Linked DNA regions of Homo sapiens: regions 1, 3 and 4 are each linked to region 2. The links are chromatin loops, found by intact Hi-C in ENCODE. Cell type or tissue: Calu3. All regions are shown on one strand.

The links. A loop is a pair of places that touch in the nucleus more often than their neighbours do. Peaks named below come from ENCODE experiments on the same cell type or tissue, not always from the same donor. Only the 100,000 strongest peaks of a DNase experiment are listed, where the experiment ranks them.
Region 1: a loop joins it to region 2, with 19 times the contacts of the local background. A loop is called at or near these places in 6 of 110 quality-filtered maps.
Region 3: a loop joins it to region 2, with 30 times the contacts of the local background. A loop is called at or near these places in 3 of 110 quality-filtered maps.
Region 4: it touches region 2 in a loop (11-fold over the local background); 16 of 110 quality-filtered maps call a loop at or near these places.

Annotation. Positions count from the first base shown.
Region 1 is chr1:199,952,423-199,957,422 of GRCh38, forward strand. All of the region lies in intron 2 of LOC105371682 (a long non-coding RNA gene), which reads right to left. Among named protein-coding and RNA genes, the nearest start is that of NR5A2, 73 kb to the right of the region's middle. In Calu3, a CTCF peak has its summit at 2,482 (motif pointing right); DNase peaks (open chromatin) are centred at 2,489 and 3,789.
Region 2 is chr1:200,274,251-200,279,250 of GRCh38, forward strand. No RefSeq gene overlaps it. Among named protein-coding and RNA genes, the nearest start is that of LINC00862, 97 kb to the right of the region's middle. In Calu3, no CTCF peak of the experiment used is centred here; a DNase peak (open chromatin) is centred at 2,421.
Region 3 is chr1:199,543,163-199,548,162 of GRCh38, forward strand. No RefSeq gene overlaps it. Among named protein-coding and RNA genes, the nearest start is that of LINC02789, 400 kb to the left of the region's middle. In Calu3, a CTCF peak has its summit at 2,740; a DNase peak (open chromatin) is centred at 2,809.
Region 4 is chr1:200,137,397-200,142,396 of GRCh38, forward strand. All of the region lies in intron 7 of NR5A2 (nuclear receptor subfamily 5 group A member 2), which reads left to right. Among named protein-coding and RNA genes, the nearest start is that of NR5A2, 110 kb to the left of the region's middle. In Calu3, a CTCF peak has its summit at 2,461 (motif pointing right); a DNase peak (open chromatin) is centred at 2,455.

The sequences.
Region 1 (5,000 bases), 320 kb before region 2:
AATTATCTACTGTGCCAGAATGTGAGAGTGGCTTATGAGTTTTATCTTAAACTCAGGAGGCTGAGATGGGAGGATCACTTGAGCCCAGGCAGTGGAGGCTGCAGTGAGCCATGACTGTGCCACTGTACTACAGCCTGGGCAACAGAGTGAGATTCTGTCTCAAATATATATATATATACACACACATATATATATATTTATACTTATATATAAATATATATATGCCTCTACTATATATATCATATATATATCGTATATGTATATATATATCAAATATATATATCAAATACATATATATCAAATATATATATATATATATACACACACACACTACTCTGTTTAAAATATGTGAGAGATTTGTTTAATACCTAAATGAATGATGTTAGGCTTCATCATCAGGGTTTGTTAAGAAATAAAAATTGAAAGTAAATTTAAATATCAAAATGATACAATGTTTGTAAAGTGCTTAGTTCAGTACCTGACACAAATATTCATTTCCTTTCTTTTCTGCTTTATTCAAGTAATACTAAAGGCTAAGGCTATTGGAAGATTATGTGGGTTGGGCAAGGCAGCTCACACTTGTAATCCCAGCACTTTGGGAGTCCAAGGTGGGAGGATCACTTGAGGCCAGGAGTTTGAGACCAGCCTGGGCAACATAAGTGATACCCTGCCTCTAAAAAAAAAAGAAAAAGAAAAGAAATGAAAGGTTATGTGCAATTGATGTTGGGTGTTCTGCTTTATCAGTATTTGTTTTAATCAAATAAATCAAATACATTCTACGTTCAGTTACTTCCAATCTATGTCACCTCTTCCATGTTCTTTTAGTACTTATACACGTCTATTATAATAGTATGATTCAATTAATATACAGATAATAGGCAACCAAATATTTTACAAAATACTATTCAGTAGTTTTGGTTATAGTATCTTGTAGAAAGATATTCAGGATACAATTAAACATATACACACATTATAGGTGAGAAAATAGATGCATGAAGAATGTAACTTGTTTAAGGTCAAGAATATAACCAAAAGGAGTAGCAAATAATGTCTTTTCTTTCTAAAAGTTTGCCATAGCTGAAACACAACAGGAATCAGCATGCTACTTGACATTATAAATGCATTCCATCAGGTGCCCAGGCATATGAAAATTAGGTGTTCCTGCTTTATTCATAAGTTAGACATCAACTAACATTACTCTGCAGCAAATTCCTCTACACAAGGAAATCTATCTAAATCCTTCCAAAATGTCCTAATAAGAAAATAAAATAAGTAGAATTAAAGCTGTACTAGGCTAGGGCACATTTATATTACTGACAACTATAGATTATTCAGTAATACCTCTCAGTGCACCAGTAAGCAGAGAGCATGGAGAGCTAATAAAAGTAATGAAGTCTTCGTAGTACGTGAACTCACTGCTATTAAATCTCTTCTGAGAAATAGGATGAGCCTGCCAAGTTTGTTGGGAGGAAGGCTGAATGTGTAGGCTGTTGAAGTGAAAATAAGTAGAGCCATACGGCAATGGTGGCTGAGAGAGATAATGGCATTAATGCCCAGAAACTGAGTGCTTTACCTAGCCTTCAACTTTATTAGGAAGCAACGATGACATAAAACTGGATAGGGTTTATCACGTTTGTACTTGTCAGCTAAATCTACAGATAAAAATTATAGTTTTATAATAATCCAAAGCTTGAGTGTACCATGTGGCTATCAATATTGAGGAGCCAATAGAGGTATAGCTACATAACATAAACGTTATATTTTTCATGTGATGGCTGACCATCATTTGCCATGACTGTTTAAGGAGAGGAAAGCCCATTGAAGCATCCTAGTTACTCAGAATCCCTGAAAGGCCATGATGATGTTGAGGTCTATAGAAAGTGCTACTCAAGCCGGGCGCGGTGGCTCACGCCTGTAATCCCAGCACTTTGGGAGGCCAAGGTGAGTGGATCACAAGGTCAGGAGTTTGAGACCAGCCTGGCCAATACAGTGAAACCCCGCCTCTACCAAAAATATAAAAAATATCTGCGCATGGTGACGTGCGCCTGTAGTCCCAGCTACTCAGAAAGCTGAGGCAGAAGAATCGCTTGAACCCGGGAGGCAGAGGTTGCAGTGAGCCGAGATCACGCCACTGCACTCCACCCTGGACGACAAAGCGAGACACCATCTCAAAAAGAAAAAAAAAAAAAGTGCAACTCAAGTTGTGGGTCAGTCAAGGATTAAGCAGACAACGCAGCATGCCGGTACAGTATCCTGAGGTAGTAACAGTGTGGCACATCTACCACCTCTAGCACTAAAGGGTCAAGGGAAGGGAAATGTTACTGGAATCCAGAGAGAGAAAAGACTGTGCAGAAAAGATCACGCTACAGGAACTGTAACCTTCAGAAGAGAGACAAAGTCTGCTGCAGCTACTCTACAGGGAGGGAGATGGAGGAGTAAGGCCCCAACCCCTCTTCCCTCTGCTCTCCAGCAGGGGCCGCCCATTGACTGAACCCAACCAAAAGCCAGGGGACAGGGGAGTCCTGGGAAGTGGTCTCGGGGGCACTGAGCAGGCTGGATGGAGTAGGAAGGATAAAGATCTGAAGGGGTAAATGGAAGATAGCCCTACTGTCTCCCTAGTTTTGCCTAAGTAATTATTTTATTAATAATTCCCTATATTATTTGCTTGGTTTTCTCTCCAGGAGGAACAGTTCCAACATAAGAGTGGGTGAAGCACATTAAACCCCAATAATCAACTTCCTTAAGCATTTCCAAGTAACATAATCTCCTACTTCCCTACAAAAAAAAAAATCAAAAATTCTCACTTAAATCCCAGGAGATGTTTATTTTCATCCTACAAAGAATGTCTGTTGTTGAGTGATGACGTTTCTTTAAAGAGAATAATTAAAGCTCTCTGTTTTTTTTTTTCCTTTTACAAATCAGGTGAGCAATGTACTCACTCTGAACAATGACAGTGTTTTGGCTGCTTGTGAACCCTGGAAATATTGATCAGTTAAAAATATTCGGACTTGCATCTCTTGAATTTGCTTACTGCAGCCCTTCTTCCTGGTGGGCCGGGAAAGCACCAGCAATTTTGTTATCATGATAAATTACCCTCCCTGGTAGGTCACTCTTTTTTACCTAAAGTCACAATTTGCTCCTTCCGTTAGGTCATAACCTGATTTTTTTCAGGGTGACAGATTTATTGCTTGCTTTGTGCTCCAAAAAAAAAATCACCAACATTGCTCAAAATATAGTCCTGTCACAGTAACTTTGTATATTTCCCAATGGGAATGAGACTCAGCATGTATATTCCAGTTTGAACATGGTAGAGTGGGCATTCCCACGTTTCTCTGGATTGAAGCTGGGAGGACAGTACTTAGGTTTAAGTCACACTGCCAGTGTAAGGAATTGATAAGCAAGTATTAATATTTGTTGACAGAGTCTTAGGGGATCTTTTCTTCTTTTTAGGAAACTCAAAAAGCCAACCAAACAGCTATTCTGATCTCCAAAGCAAGCCTTTCTCATGGCTGGGATATTTTCCTTGGCCATTACGGAAGTGTAAATCCCCCGTAAATGTCCCTAAACTTGAGAATGAAGCTGTGATGCCTTCGTGGTTCAGTAAGATCATGTAGCAGAGCTCTCACAGTGTAATGTGGACTAAAGTTATGAACAACAAACAATTCCAGGCCTGGTCCATAAAAAGAAACCTACACTCGGCCCTCCATGCTTCCTTCATCAACCTGCCTGCTGAGGGTGCTGCAAGTCTCCAACCCGCACCCAGTCCCACTCCTGCACCGCACACTTTCAAATGCAGTTCTTCCAAAGAAAGTCCCAGCTCTGTCCACACTGGGGCCCCTAATCTCAGCTGAGTCTTTAACACAGGCCAGCATTCTAAGGTCTATTCCTAGTCAGCTGACCACTCCTTCTTTAACCTAAATTCATCCTCCTCCCCAGACAACTAATCCTCTCCTGATCTCAGTCAACAGCACCACAATCATCAGAAAAATCCTTTAGACGCTTCCCCCTCCCTGACTCATCCACCTGAAAAGTTACATCTCCTAAATATGCCCCAGATCCTTCAGGGTGTGGTGTGATCCAAAAGTGGAATACCATTCAATGGTTTTAAAAAACACTAACAATAAATGAGTAAAAAATAGCTGCATGTTTCATTATAGATAAACCTCAATAACATAATATTGAATGAGAAAAGTCACAAATAAATATATATTGTATGGCCGGGCACAGTGGCTCATGCCTGTAATCCCAGCACTTTGGGAGGCCGAAGCAGGCGGATCACCTAAGGTCAGGAGTTTGAGACCGGCCTGGCCAACATGGTGAAACCCGATCTCTACTAAAAATACAAAAATTAGACGGGTTTGGTGGCAGGTGCCTGTAATCCCAGCTACTTGGGAGGCTGAGGCAGGAGAATCGCTTGAACCTGGGAGATGGAAGTTGCAGTGAGCTGAGATCACTCCAGCCTGGGCAACAGAGCCAGACTCTGTCTTTAAAAAAAAAAAAAAAAAAAAACACGCATATGGTATGATTCTGCTTATATATAGTGTGAAAACAGGCAAAATAAAGCAGTATTTCACCTGTCATGAATGGCATTCTATGGCAGGTTGTATGACAAGGCCAAATATAGGTGGCCATTGTCTATATGTTAGGGACTGAATGTTTGTGTCCTCCAAAAATTCGTACGTTGAAACCTAATTCCCAATGTGATGGTGTTTGGACAAGGTGGAGCCTTTAGAAGGTGATCAGGTCATGAGGGTGGAGCCCTCATGAATGGGATTAGTGCCCTTAAAAGAAGTGGCCAGCAAGCTTACTTTCTTTCTGACAGATGACAATTTAATGAGAAGACAGCAGTCTACAACCAACCATGCTGACATCCTGATCTGGGACTTCCAGGCTCCAGAGTGTGAGAAATAAATTTCCATTGTTTATAAGACATCCAGTTTATGGAACTTTGTTATAGCAGTTCCAAATGACTGAGAAAATACTCCTTCTTCTCTATATTA
Region 2 (5,000 bases):
ATAGGCATGACTGATTACATCATTGGCCATTGGTGATCAACTCAACCTTCAGTCCCTCTCTCCTCCTTCAGGGCAGAGGTCGAGGGTGGGGGTTGAGGACAGAAGACTATAAATTCCAACCCTCTAATCACATAGTTGGTTCCTCTGGCAACCAGCTTCCATCCTGAGGCTATCCAGGCCCCACCACTACCCTAAAACACACACATATACCAGTTCATCGTGACAGCATGCAAATACACATCACTTTGGAGATTCCAAGGATTTTAGGAGCTATGTGCCAGGAACCAGAAGCAGAAACCAAATGTATATATTTGGTTATTATACCATAATATTACATCATTATAATTATATCATAATATTACACCATGTAACCTTCTTTTCAAGCATGAAGCCTAGCCCTGTGTTAGTAAGTGTCTCAGGCCAAGCCACTCAAGAACATTGCCTGTGGTCTATAGGATGCTGGATGGCCTTCTTCAAAGCCCAGAGCTTTCAGTATTTGGATAAATGTGGATCCTTCATGGACTTTGTGTGGGCTGCCTGACCACTCAGGCCTTTGTGAGTTGTGCTAAGAAGGGGGCTAGGGTTCTCTCTGCTCTTCAGGTAGCCACGCTAATATACTGTGGAGTTGGAATCAGCATTCGGGTTTCCTGACTGATCTCCGCATCTGGCTTCTCACAACCACCAATCACACAACATTCCCAGAGCTCTCATGGCAGATGTGCTGGCCCCATTCAGGACTCTCAATGACACCGTCCTCTCTGGAAATATTTTATACCAAATACAGCTATTACAATTGTGACTGTAAAAGAAAATAAATAAGGGAAAAACCTCTAGTTCCTGGACAAGTTTCCTTTTGCATGCTGTATGGAGCAGACCCAACTCCCCCAGCCCAAGCAACATTGATAAGAGTTGGGCTGTTCATACCTGTTACAGGAGTTTCCGCCTGAAGCAAATTATTGTTATTACCAGGTTATAAACCCTTAGAAGAATCCCTTAATGGAAAAGCTAACAGCCCATTAACTATAATGAGTGTCATATATAGGATGCGTTCCAGCAGAGGGAAGGCAACTGTGTTATCTCGGTCTTTGAGCAACCCCCGGGCTCATGACAAGGATGGTCGACACCAGACAGTGAGACCCTCCCGACAGGACAAACCACTCTGCCGTTATATGTGACTCTCTGGTCCCTGCATCAGTCCTGGAGAAACCCAGTTTATTTACAAGACCTGCCTTCCACCTTGAGAGAATGCAACACATCTGGGGGACAGTTTACAAAGAGGGGAAGTCAGCTACCGCCATCAGCAGACGTGAGACCGTTAGCCTCACACACCAGGCTGCAAGGCAGGGCCTGTTATCACAAACAAGCTGTTTGCTCACTGTTTGAATCTATTTCTGGAGACTGTTTACCTAAATGAAATTACTTATCCACTGGGGCAGGGTTCAAAGCTCAAAAGATAAGTGCAATCGGCTGTTAAAAAGATCCAAGCTTGGGAAAATGAGGGGGAAAGAACAAAGTCAGATTAATCCCAGGGGAAGAAAGTCTCAATGCCATAGAAATTACATGGCATTCCTTTAGACCATCAATTAATTTTAATTCCAAAAGTTCAAAGGCACTATTTAAAGGAACTAATTAATAGCTAATATTCTCCCCAGGGTGATCTAGTCTGGTTTACAAGAGCAACGGCATTGATGGGCTGAACGTTCGTTCCTTCTCTTGCTGATCATTACAGGTAACGCTAGCCTGAGTCCATGGAGGACAGATCTGGGAATTCCCATGCATGGAATAATAATGACACTTACTAGTCCTTACTCAGACTCTTGCTAAATTTTAGTTACTCTACCTCTGGGGACGTGGCTCACCGCAGTCATCCTTGAATTACGCTCTGTGGAAAAGTGGACCCTAAAGTCGAGGGTACATCTTGCTCTATGTAAGTTCTAGTATTGTTGTTCTTTACATAAGCTACTCTAGGGGAAAGTTCTTATTTGACTTTTTTTAACCTTAGGTGCAGAGTGTTGAGTTCATCATACTCCCACCTCCATTCAATGTCACTGGGCTGTACACGTGCCTTCTCTTTAATATTTTTTAAATTTCCTTTTGATCTTCCTACTCACTCCCATCCTCTCTCCTCCCACACATAGGCTGCTATCCTAAGGTGTTTAATGTTTATTTTGTTTGTCTGGATATCTCTGTCTTGTGTTCATGTATTTTTCCTTTTGCTCATAATCCTCTTACCCAAGTATTACTTTTATTCCTGTTACAATCAGGTCCTTGTCCATCTGCGTTTTCATTGTTTACGCATTGTAAGTAATATCCATGATAGAATATTTGTGTCCTGATTTTTAACATTTCTATAATGAGCTTTTCTTTTCTTTAGTCTTTGATAGACTTTTTTTCTTATCTCCCTGCACCCCCAGCAGGTGACCACTGCTAACAGCATGGGCAGGGTCTATCTCTCCACACGTCTTCAGGATCACTCAATCCTTTAAACTGGTAGTTACAGAAATGTGTGTGTGTGTGAGAGAGAGAGAGAGAGAGAGAGAGAGAGAGAGAGACAGAGAGAGAGAAAGTGAGAGAGAGAGAGAGAGAGAGGAGAGAGATTTGGTTTAATGAACTGGATTCGTAATCCATAGCTCTGTGGCTTGCTATTCTCATCTAAGAATATGTCATGATCATCCTTCCAGGGCAGTAGATCCGGATCTCTGGCATTCTTTTTTAATAGCTGTCTAGTAATTCATGGGATAGATGGATGTTCAGCAGTTCACCCAACCATCCCTCTACTGACGGGCATTTAGGTTGCACACGGTTTTTTATCACTACAAATAAAGCTGCATATTTATGCACGTGAATCCATAAATACTGGGGCTTTTACATCTATAGGGTAGATTTCCAGGAGGGTGCATAAATTTTTTACCTATATAAATGGTATTAAGTTAAATGCCACTTTGTATTTTTTATTTCTTCACTATGTACTATGCTTTTAATATCTATCCATGTTATAATTTGCAGACCTAATATGTTGGTTCTAACCACTGCACAATATTCCATAGTGAGCCCCCAGTTCACTTAACCTATCAGTCTCCAGATGCCTGTATATAATAGCAGCACAGTGGGTAAGGTGCTTTTTAAATACTACTGAAAGGTTAACGTGCTTAAAAATAAAGCACCAAGCCAGGTGGGGTGGCTCACACCTGTAGTCCCACCTACTACAGGGGTTGAGGCAGGAGGGTCACTTCAGCCCAGGAGTTTGAGGCCAGCCCGAACAACACAGAAGACCCCTATCTCTATAAATAAATAAATAAATAAATAAATATAAAGCATCAAATAGAAAACACGTAATTCCTGCTTTTTCAAACTCTCAATAGACTCGATTTTGGAAAACTGTTATGAGCAAACAGGGCACAAGAAAAAGGAGATCACAGGAATGAGGGGACTTGCATTTGTTGAAAATCTGTGTCAAGCACCTTACAAAAATCTTATTTGATTCTCAATGTAAACTTTGGAGGCAATAGTTTACTCACTGACCAGATAAGGAAACGAAGGGCCAGGTAGATTAAATGCATTCCTCGTACTCATGGTGGGACTGGGATTCAAAGCCAAGTCTTCTTGGCCCTTCCCACTACTCCTTGTGAACTGCAACCCAAACTAATGTCTCACTTTTTAGAAAAGGTCTCCTAAGGGGCATGGGGGATGGGTAGGGAAAGTACATGAGTATCACAAGATTGTCGATCTAAAATTTCATCCAAGGATTCTGAAAACACTGAAAATTGATATTCTTCTCAATGAAAATTAATGGACTTAATCTTCCAAAAAGCTTGGAAAGTCTAACCAATTTCTAGAGCTTTTGTGGGAAGACGCTGGTGTTACCAAGAACAGCATGATTATAGGTTAAATTCAGAGTTTTCCTGATTCGGGGAAGAGGCCAGGCCTCGCTCGCAAAGGAAAGGCCTCAGGAAGCCACGTGAAATGCGGTCAGATCATTAATGATGTTGCTGCGCATGGAAGGAGGGTGAAATGAATGCTCTGGAACAACAACAGATTTCTGCCCAGCGTCCTGGGACTGTCACAGGGTTCTTGTTTGGCACTGGACTTTCTCTTTCTAAATACAAGGGACCTGCCGTGGTAACCTGCTGTGGTCAGTTGTGTGGAAGGATCTAGAAACCATCATAATCCAGCCAGCAGCAGTTACTGGGCATGTATGCCAGGCCATGGGTAAAGCACAAAAGAGGAAGATGAAATGATAAATCAAGGATATTAACTGTTTGCATAATTTTTTGCCCCGGAATCCAGAAGCAAAACCGAGGCTTGATGCATTTAGAAATTTTAAAGTGAACTGAGACCCAGCACCTAACCAGCTCGGGTTGCTGGGTCGTCACTCGTGACACTCAGTTTCAAAGGCACAATAAGAGGCAAGGTTAGCTGCCCGGTCCTCTTCCACACCACTAAGCAGCCACCAAACCAGCTTGGGTTCTCGAGGAAAACAGTAGAGATAGAGAGAGGGAGGGGTGCAAGAAATTCAAATCATTTCACCAACGGAGTGTATTAGTCCGTTCTCACACTGCTAATAAAGACCTACCCAAGGCTGGGTAATTTATAAAGGAAAGAGGTTTAATTGACTCACAGTTCTGCATGGCTGGGAGGCCTCAGGAAACTTACAATCACGGCAGAAGGAGCCTCTTCACAGGGTGGCAGGAAAAGGAATGAGTGCTCAGTGAAGGGGGAAGCCCTTTATAAAACCATCACATCTCCTGAGAACTATCACGAGAACAGGGTGGGGGAAACCTACCCCATGATTCAATTATCTCCACCTGGTCCCTCCCACGACACGTGGGGATTATGGGAGCCACAATTCCAGATGAGATTTGGGGCTGGGCGAGGTAGCTCATGCCTGTAATCCCAGCACTTTGGGAGGCCAAGGTGGACAGATCACTTGAGGTCAGGAGCTCAAGACCAGCCTAGCCAACATGGCGAAACCCTGTCTCTACTAATAATACAAAAAAATT
Region 3 (5,000 bases), 730 kb before region 2:
AAGTGAGACCTAATTAAACTCAAGAGCTTCTACACAGCAAAAGAAACTATCAACAGAGTAAACAGACAACCTACTAAATGGAAAAAAAATTAACAAACTATGAATCAAACAAAGATCTAACATCCAGAAGCCATTAGGAACTTACATTAACAAGCAAAAAACAAACAATCCCTCCAAAATGGGCAAAGGACATAAACAGACACTTCCCAAAAGAAGACTACAAGAAGCCAACAAACATATGAATAAATGCTCCACATCATCATTAATCGTCAGAGAAATTTAAATCAAAATCACAATGAGATACCATTTCACACCAGTCAGAATGGCTATTAATAGAAAGTCAAAAAACAACAGATGCTGGTGAGGCTATGGAGAAAAGAGAACATTTAGACATTGTTGGTAGAATGTAAATGAGGTCAGCCACTGTGGAAAACAGTTGAGAGATTTCTCAAATAACTTAGAACTGCCATTCGACCCAGTATTACTGGGTATATATATTTAAAAAAAATAAGTTCTACCAAAAAGACACACACACTCATATGTTCATTGAAGCACTATTCACAGTAGCAAAGACATAGAATCAACCTAGGTGTCCATCAACAGTGGATTTTATAAAGAAAATGTGGTACATATACATCATGTAATACTATGTAAGCATAAAAAAGAACAAAATCACATCCTTTGCAGCAACATGAGTGCAGCTGGACATCATTATTCTAAGTGAATTAATGCGAGAACAAAAAAACAAATATCACATGTTCTCACTTACAAGTGGGAGCTAACTATTAGGTACTCATGGGCATAAAATGGCAACAATAGACATTGGGAACTGCTAAAAGGGGAAGGATGGGAGGGGGTAAGGGTTGACAAACTACTGGGTAGTATGCTCACTACCTGGCTGACAGAATCATTTATACTCCAAACCTCAGCAACATGCAATATACCCATGCAACAAACCTACACATGTACCTGCTGAATCTAAAATAAAAGTTGAAATTATAAAAAAATTATTGAAATGATTAAGGTAAATAAACAGAATTAGAAAAGAGATTGGGCATTTTACATGTCTCATTCTATCTCCCTATACTTATATGAGCTGGCCTAGATGTATATGAAACATCTTCAGTCCCCTGGATACACATAAGCTAGGGATTTCAATTATCCAGTTAAATGCACACACACACACACACACACACACACACACACACACACACACACAGACACACACCTGGTTCAGATGTTTAGAATCATTAGGAGAAGGAAGCATCATTGGAGATTAACCTCTAATTTCTACAGCAGGCAGAGAATATTGTTACAGCTGTAACCCTATGGATAGGACTATGAAAAAAACTTGAGAACCCAACTCAGGAATTATGCATATTCTAATACAGTTGAGCCTGAGATCCTGGAACACGTTATGTTTTTATTAAGAATTTGGGTAGGATACCTGACTAAACCTTTCTTTTCTGATGTCTGAAGCATGTAAGAATGAGAACAACATTCAAAATTCAATTAAAATCAAAACAAGCCTTAGTCATCAAATCAAAAAGGGTTAATAATGATCACACTGGGGAAGACTAAGTGAAAAACTGTCAAACTCTCTCCCACTCCAGCCAATAAAGTAAATAAAAGATATCACATCTCAGGTGGGATGACAGAGATCAGAGCTACCATTGGAGATGCAAATTAGGTGAGGACAGCAGTCTGTCTTACTTTTACTTATTTCACCAGTCTATTTCCTACAGAAATCAGATGGCCCTCGGAGAACGAACTATTTCCAGCTCAACCAAGTAGTAGAAGCTCCAATCATAGCTGCCATGCCAAACATAGTTATCATTATTAAAACAGATTTACAAAGCTCCAGGTATTTGATATGAGCCCATTAATTTGGTAAATGTGTTCTTTTCTATTCCAAATGGAAGAGAGACTGTAAAATGGTGCGCATTCACATGGAACAGATGATAATATTCACTTACAGCTTTGCTCCAAGGCTATGCTAAATCTACTGTCCTTTTTCATAATAAAATCTTAAGAAATCTGGGCCATCTGGACATCCTGCACAATATCACCTTGATCCCTTATATCAATGACATCCAGTTGACTGGACAGAATGAGCAAGAGGCGCTAGGCCTCAATAAATTATATGTCGTCCAGAAGGTAGAAAAGAAACCCTATGACGATTGAGGAAATTATCACTTCAGTAAAGTTTTTAGGGATCTAGTAGTCAGAGCTATACCAGGACATCACCTCCAAAGTGAAAGACAAACAGCTACATTCTACATTCCCTATACAAAGAAGGAAGCCTAATGGCTCATGGATCTCTTCAGACTTTGGAGGTAACATATTTCACTGGAGGAATAAAGTAATACTCCAGCTCCTAAACAAGTTAACATAGAAGGGTGATCATTTTAGGTGGAACCAGGCTGCAGTGCATACAATCTGGGAGATATTGAAACACACAACCTGGAAGATCCAACATTGGGAAAAGATGCAATGTGAGGATTATGGCAAGCACCAGTGACAGAAACACAATGTGTCTCTGGAGCAAGGTGCAGCCATCTACAGTGGAGAATTAAATGTTTTTTGAGAAACAGTTTCTGCATATTTCTAATCACTGGCAGAAACAGAATATGTGACCAGGAGGCACTAAATAACCAAGCATGTTGAACTTCTCATTGGAAGGTGGATTTTGTTGGACCCAAATAGTCATCAAATTGGGTGAACTGAACGTTGTAAGATGGAAGTGTTGCATCTGCAACCCAGCCCAACCACAGCCAGAGGGCACTAGTAAACTGCACAAGCTCTTAGTCCAGTCACCAGTCAGCCATGTCACATACCAAAGGTGCACCAGCACCCCTCCCTCAGCTCACACCTAAGGCCATATGGGAGTTTCATAAGACCAGCTGAAAAAGAAGGAAGAAGGAGTCAGGCTCTGTTGACATATCAATTGGCCAGACACATGAGGCAAAGCCAAAAATATATGATGATTTCATTCCAGCCACACTTACAGGTGGCCTTGAATGAGAGTGAAGAGAGAAAATTTTACCAGTAGGTAGACCAGAAAGTGGTGTATCTGTTCATTCAAGTGGCGTGGAAGGGAAAGTGGGCCAATGCTAGTATATATGGAGGTTCTGGGCACTGTCCAGTAGCCTAACAGAGACACAGAAGGAAGAACTGGAAGATCTGGTAGTTGCATACAGAAGTGAAAACAAAGTGTGAAAATCTTTGTGTCACATCTTAATGCCCACCAGAAAGCATACACCAGGGAAGAGGTACTAAATAACTGAGAAGATAACTCATCCAGTTAATATTAGCCAGCGATCATCACTGGCAACCACAGAACAAGGGGTAAATGAAAGTAATAGTCATGGTGTAGTCATGGTGTAGTCATGGTGAAAGACTTGGAGGTGATGCATGGGCTCAGTAGTATGGACTTCCACTTCCTAAGACTAATCTAACTGCTGCCATCTCTGAACGTCCAACCTGCCAACCATACAGACCAACACTGCATTCCCAGTATGATGATATTACTTGAGAAAATCAACTGGCCTGTTGGTGGTTAGTGACTGCATTGGTCCTCTTCCATTTTGGGAGGGCCAGGGGTTATTACTCGTAGAAACAGATGCCTCTACTGGCTATGGTATTGCCCTTTTTGCTCACAAAGCCAGAGCCGGCACTATCTTGGGGATCTGGGGTTTTACAGAGTCCATGATTCCCAGCCATGGAATCCCACACAACATAGTGTCTGACAGGGAACTCACTGCACAGTGAAGGAGGTATCAGAGTAGACTCATGATCCTGGTTTCCACTGGTCAAATTATTTACTGCACCATCTAGAAGCAGTCAGACTCATGTAGCACTGGAACTGTCTGTTGAAAATGTGACTGAAGTGCTAGCTTAGAAGCAATACTTTGTAGGGATTACATTCCAGGATGCACTATATACACCTAATTAAAGAATCTCAATATGGTGCTGTTTTCAATAAGAAGAATATGTGACTCAGAGCACCAAAGAGTAGAAGCTCAAGTGGCCTCAATTAACATCCCTACTAAAGACCCACTGATGCACTTTGTGCTTCACATACATATAACTCTATGTTAGAATTTCTGGTCTTCAAAGGAGCCCACTCTTGCTAAGGTACACACCATGGGTCTCATTTAACTATAAAGCATGACTGCCCCTGAGCACTTTGGACTCATTTTGTCCAGGGACAAGCAGGCAGAAAGAGGAATTACCATCATGGTAGGGTGTTTGATTTTGATAATCAGAATATAGTGCTTCTTTCACTCCACAGGTAGAGTGAGGGATACAGGTGGAACCAAAGTGATTCATTGGATTCGCTTAGGATGATCCACTCCCTGCCTATTTAGAACTATGGAAAGTGCAACATCCCTGGCCTAAGAAACATTATTATTACATGGCATTCAAACCCCTCAGGAATAAGGCTTGGATTATACCATCAACTAAGCCACCAAGACCCATGGACATCAGCCTGATGGCTGAAGTTGGAGAGAAGTTAGGACAGATAGTGGACAAAGGAGGTGGTAAGTACAAATCTCAGCCCTGAGACTAACTACAGTGATGAGGGTTGCATTTTCTTATACTCGCCTCTCTCCTAGATCTCCCCTCAGGAGGAGAGGCCTACAAGAACCATGGAGGAGCTCCTTTCTGAACTCAGCTATAGATAGGATACTGTACAGTGGAAATGGTATACTGAGGCAGCCATAGGTAAGCCACTCAGATCTCCCTTCAAGAGAGAAGCTGCCGGAAGGAGGATAGCTAGTTAGTTCCCCAACTGTAGCTGCTGTGCCTTAGGGATCCATCGCAGGATCCACTCCAGGGCCCCACTCTCACTAGGCTGCTTGCAGAAAATGCCCGAGCACAGTAGAAGGTGAGGGGAGTACTGGAGCCTGACCACTTCTACCCCTTCATGGGATTCTTCTAACAAATTTTGCTCTGGAGCTCTTCATAGGCCTGGCCAAGACATTCCTTCTAGAGGT
Region 4 (5,000 bases), 140 kb before region 2:
CTGAAGTGATCTGCCCACCTTGGCCTCCCAAAGTGCTGGGATTACAGGCGTGAGCCACCACACCTGGCCCAGATTTTACTTTTAATATGAAGAAACATCTGCTGTCTAAATTCCTATCCTCTTACAAATATTTACTGTGAACAGAATTTGATAATTGATTGAAAATCATTACCAGATTATTAGCCTAGATTATTAGCAGATTCTCCCTTTCCTAATATTGCCAGCATCAAACTCAATGGAGTGAAAGAAGAAGGAATGAAGATTAAAACATGAATTTGTGTACGTTTTTAAGTATTTTAAGAATACCAAAATAAAAGTGTCATATGAATTTCTTAGTATGTTTCTGATATAGACAGGATAGAGTTTAGTAATTAGCAATTTCTTCTAATTTTTTTTAAAAAAAGTTTATTGTTGTTACTTGCTACAAGAAATTATGGGACAAATTGGATAACCACATGTGCTGGCATTTGTCCAGGACAGCCCATATCAAAAGGGATTGGGGTCCATGATACTGTAACAGTATCATTTCTAATTATAACTTCAAGGAAATTCCTCTCTCAAAGAGGTAGCTAAGAAACTTATTCTTGTCTTACAAAAGAATAGGGTTTTTAGGATTTAAAAACAGGTTGATGTGCCATTTTTCCTCCAACTTATGTATTTTAGATTCTATTTTGATTTTCACTGATCCATGGTATTTCGTTATATAATGTACCCCACAGTTTATTGATTCATTCTCCGATTGGTGGATATTTATTACAAACAATGTTAAAAGAACATTTTTCTCCATGTCTTCCTGTAATATATTGTTGGACAATCACTCTATTGTTGGACAATTACTTGCAACTCTAGAAACTGTCAAAGTGTTCTCCAAAGTAGCTGTACCAAATTACATTTCTAGGCGTAGTAAATGAGAGCTTCTATTTTTCCATGTCATCACCAGCACTATAATACAGATGCTGTCATTATTCTGTTTTAATTTGTATTTCTGATTACCAGTGATATTGAACATCTTTCTGTTTCTTTGAAGTACCTGTTTATCAATGTTTTTCCATATAATTTTTGCTTTTTAAATTTTCTTAAGAAATCCTTCCCAACCTTGGAGGTCTTAAAGTACATTCTCCTTTAATTTTTTTCCAAGTGTATTAAGGCCTTGCTTTTCTTAATATGAATCTTTAATGTCCAGAATTTAATTTTGTGTATGGTGTGAGGGGGAGATCTAGTTTTTATTTTATTTTTCTTAAGGGTAGTCAGTTTTTCCCACACTGCTTACTGAATCGCTTGTCTTTCCCACTGTTTTTAATGCCACCTCTCTTATGTATTCAAGATCTGTATATGTGTGGGTCTCTTTCTGGACTTTCTACTTTGTTCCTTTGGCCTATTTGATTATCTCAGTGCTAATCTCACATGTTTTATGCATTTTTATAATAAATCTTAATATCTGCTTGAGTAGTCCCTCCACCTTTTATTTCAAAATAGTCTTAATTAGTCTTAGGCTTTTGCTTTTCCACATGAATTTTAGGTTTGGCTTGCTGTTGTTCCACAAAGAACCCAGTGGGGTCTTGAGTAAAATTGCATTGTATTTAGAGATTAATTTGGAGAAAAATTATTTTCTTGGGAGTATTGAGACTTTCCCGTTCATGAACATAGTTCATCTTTCCTTTAGTCAGGTGTACTCTGATGTCCTTCAATAAAGTCATACAATTTTCTCCACAGAGGTATTGTACATCATTTGTTACTAATTTATTCTAGCTATTATATAGAGTTGGTTTTTATAATGCAAACCTTTTCTGTAGTTAATATCCATGTGGCTGGATATTTTTATATTGCATTTTTATTTAACAAATCTACTAAATGCCCTTATTATTTGAAATGGCTTTTCTGTAATTTATCTTCAACCTTCTGTGTAGACATTCATAGTCTGAAAATAAATACAGATTTATCTTTTGCTTTTCTGGATTCCATTTCTGATCTTATTTTGTTGGTTAGACAATATTGACTTGGTGTGATAACAGGTACTCTTGTCTTATTTCAGTCTTTTATAGGAATCATTCTAAAGTCAAATGACTTGATATGAAAAGTGTTGTCTATTTTAGTAGTCTTCTTTTTAGTAGAAAAAAGAGAAGAAGCTATTGATCTTGGAGAGAGATCCAACAGCTATTTTTTCTTTGCCTTTTATTTCAACAAATTATTCTCTTATCTTTTGTTATTTTATTGTTCTGGTTCTAGCTTCTTCAGTTGACGATTTTATTCATCTAATTTTCAGCCATACATTTTCATTGTTCTTTTGTTTTGTTTTGTTTTGTTTCTCATTTGATGAAAGCATTTAGTATTAGAAAGTTGCCTCTTGGCACAGCCATAGTTGTATTTGTGGAAGTTTTGATATTGGAGACAGACATTCAAGGCTGCTGTGGGTTTATGCAAGTCACTGTACAGAACTCTAGGGGGCACCACTCACACTATAGTATATATCAATGCATCCCTAAGAGTTGTGTGGTACACAACACCAGTAGCCCTGTCTGGTAGCCCTACGTCCAGTGCTAAATATTTTGTCATCTCGATTGTAATCGAGATTTATTTCACAATGGGTTTTAAAATTTCCAAACAAATGGAGGTTTTGATTATCTTTTTATTTTTGGATTATAAGATGATTTCACTATGAGGTTATGCATATTACTGAAACTTTCTTTTGATGTGATATTTAGTTAATTTTAATAAATATGGCATATATGACACAGTCTCAATTTTAGATGTCAGTATTTATTTCTTTATATCATTATTGATAAATTTGTTATATCTTCTGTGTAGATTATTTCTTTTATTATTATCGTGTGCTTCTTATTTTCTTTCTTTCTTTTCTTTTTATAGAGACAAGGTCTCACTATGTTGCCCAGGCTGGTCTCAAACTCCTGAGCTCAAGTGATCCTCTCGCCTCAGCCTCCCAAAGTGCTGGGATCACAGGCGAGCACCACCACACCTCGCCACTTATTTTCTTTTAATGTTTTGATCTTTTAAATCTGCTTTGTCTGATATTAAGAATGTTTTATCAGCTTTTTAAAATTAAGATTGACATCTTTTTTCCCATTCTCCTTGTTTTCTCCTGTTCAGTTGATTTAGTGGAGTTTCTTGTGTTTCTGTGATTTAGGTGGTTTTCCTGTAAGCAGCAGATGTCTATATTTTATTTGGCTTTTCTTTAATCTAGCCTACAATCCCTTTAAACTTTTAAATTTGAGATCATTTTAAATCTACAGGAAGTTGGATGTTAAGATACATATAGGGGAGTCCCAAGTACCCTTCATCCAATTTCTCCAATGGCAACATCTCACATAACTATCCTCAATCTAAAAATCAGAAAGGCAGGGCGCAGTGGCTAACGCCTATAATCCCAGCACTTTGGGAGGCCAAGGTGCATGGATCACCTGAGGTCAGGAGTTTGAGACCAGCCTGACCAACATGCAGAAACCCAGTCTTTACTAAAAATACAAAAATTAGCCGGGCATGGTGGCACATGCCTATAATCCCAGCTACTTGGAAGGCTGAGGCAGGAGAATTGCTTGAACCTGGGAGGTGGAGGTTGCAGTGAGCTGAGGTCATGCCATTGCACTCCAGCCTGGGCAACAAGAGATAACTCCATCTCTAAACAAACAAACAAACAAACAAAACCAGGAAAATGGCATTGGTATAGTCTGTAGACTTTACCAATTATTCAGTTTGCATATTTCACCAGTTTAAATGCACTCGTTTGTGTGTTTGTATGTGTTGGGGGGTGGGTTCTGGCAATGTTATCACATGTAGGTTCATGTTACTACCAACATAATCATGATACAGAACTTTTTCATCACCACAAGTTTCCTTTGCGCTAGCCCTTTTATAGCACCCACCCCTCCCTCCATTCTTAACACCTGACAATCACTAATCTCTTCTCCATCTCTGTAATTTTGATATTTCAAGAATGTTATATAAGTATATAGTATGTAACCTTTTGGAATTGGCATCTTTCACTCAGCAATATTCCCCTAAGATTCATCCATAAGTGTATCAATAGTTTGTTCATTTTTATGATTGTGTAGTGTTCTTTGGTATGGATATACCACAGTTTGCTTAACCCTTCACTTATTGAAAGACATTTGAGTTGTATACATTCAGTTTTGGGGTACTACAAATAAGCTGCTATGAATATCATGTATGGGTTTTTATGTAAATATAAGTTTTCATTTCTCTTGGATAAATGCCCAAGAATGCACTTGTTGGGTCATATGGGAAACATAGGTCTATAATCTATTTTTTAAGAGGTGAGTTTGATCTATTTACTAATAAACCATCCTAGTTTTTGTATGTAGGAAATGTTTTAAATTTGGCCACTTCTTGGAAGATAGTTTAGGTGAATATAAAACTTGAAGTTGACAATATAGTCTCTTAACACTTGGGAAGTCTTTTGGAAGTCTACTGTCTTTTCTTTTTGATAATTTTTAAGGTTTTTCTTTATTGCCAGTGTCTTATATACTTTTACTACAAGGTGTCTGAGTATACCGGAAGTGCACATCCAATTAGAGGGCACTGAAGAATTCTGCTATTCTCTTTTCATATGTCACTTCTATGCAAATCCCTCTGCTAACTCCTATCAGGCATATGTTGGAGCCTCACAGTCTACTGTGTCTTCTAGTTTTTAAGCTTTTTTCCCCCTTTTATCTCACTGTGCTGCTTTTTGCATAATTCCCTCTTCAACTATATCCAGTCTAGCACATATACCATCAACTTAGTGTTTTGAATAATTGTTTTTTGTTTTAAAGACTTCTTTTTTTTTTTTTTTTTTTTTTTTTTTTTAAGATGGAGCCTTGCTCTGTTGCCCAGGCTAGAGTGCAGTGACACGATCTCAGCTCACTGCGACCTCTGCCTCCCGGGTTCAAGTGATTCTCCTGCCTCAGCCTCCTGAGTAGCTGATATTACAGGTGCCTGCCACCACGCCCGGCTAATTTTTGTATTTTTATAGAGATGGGGTTTCC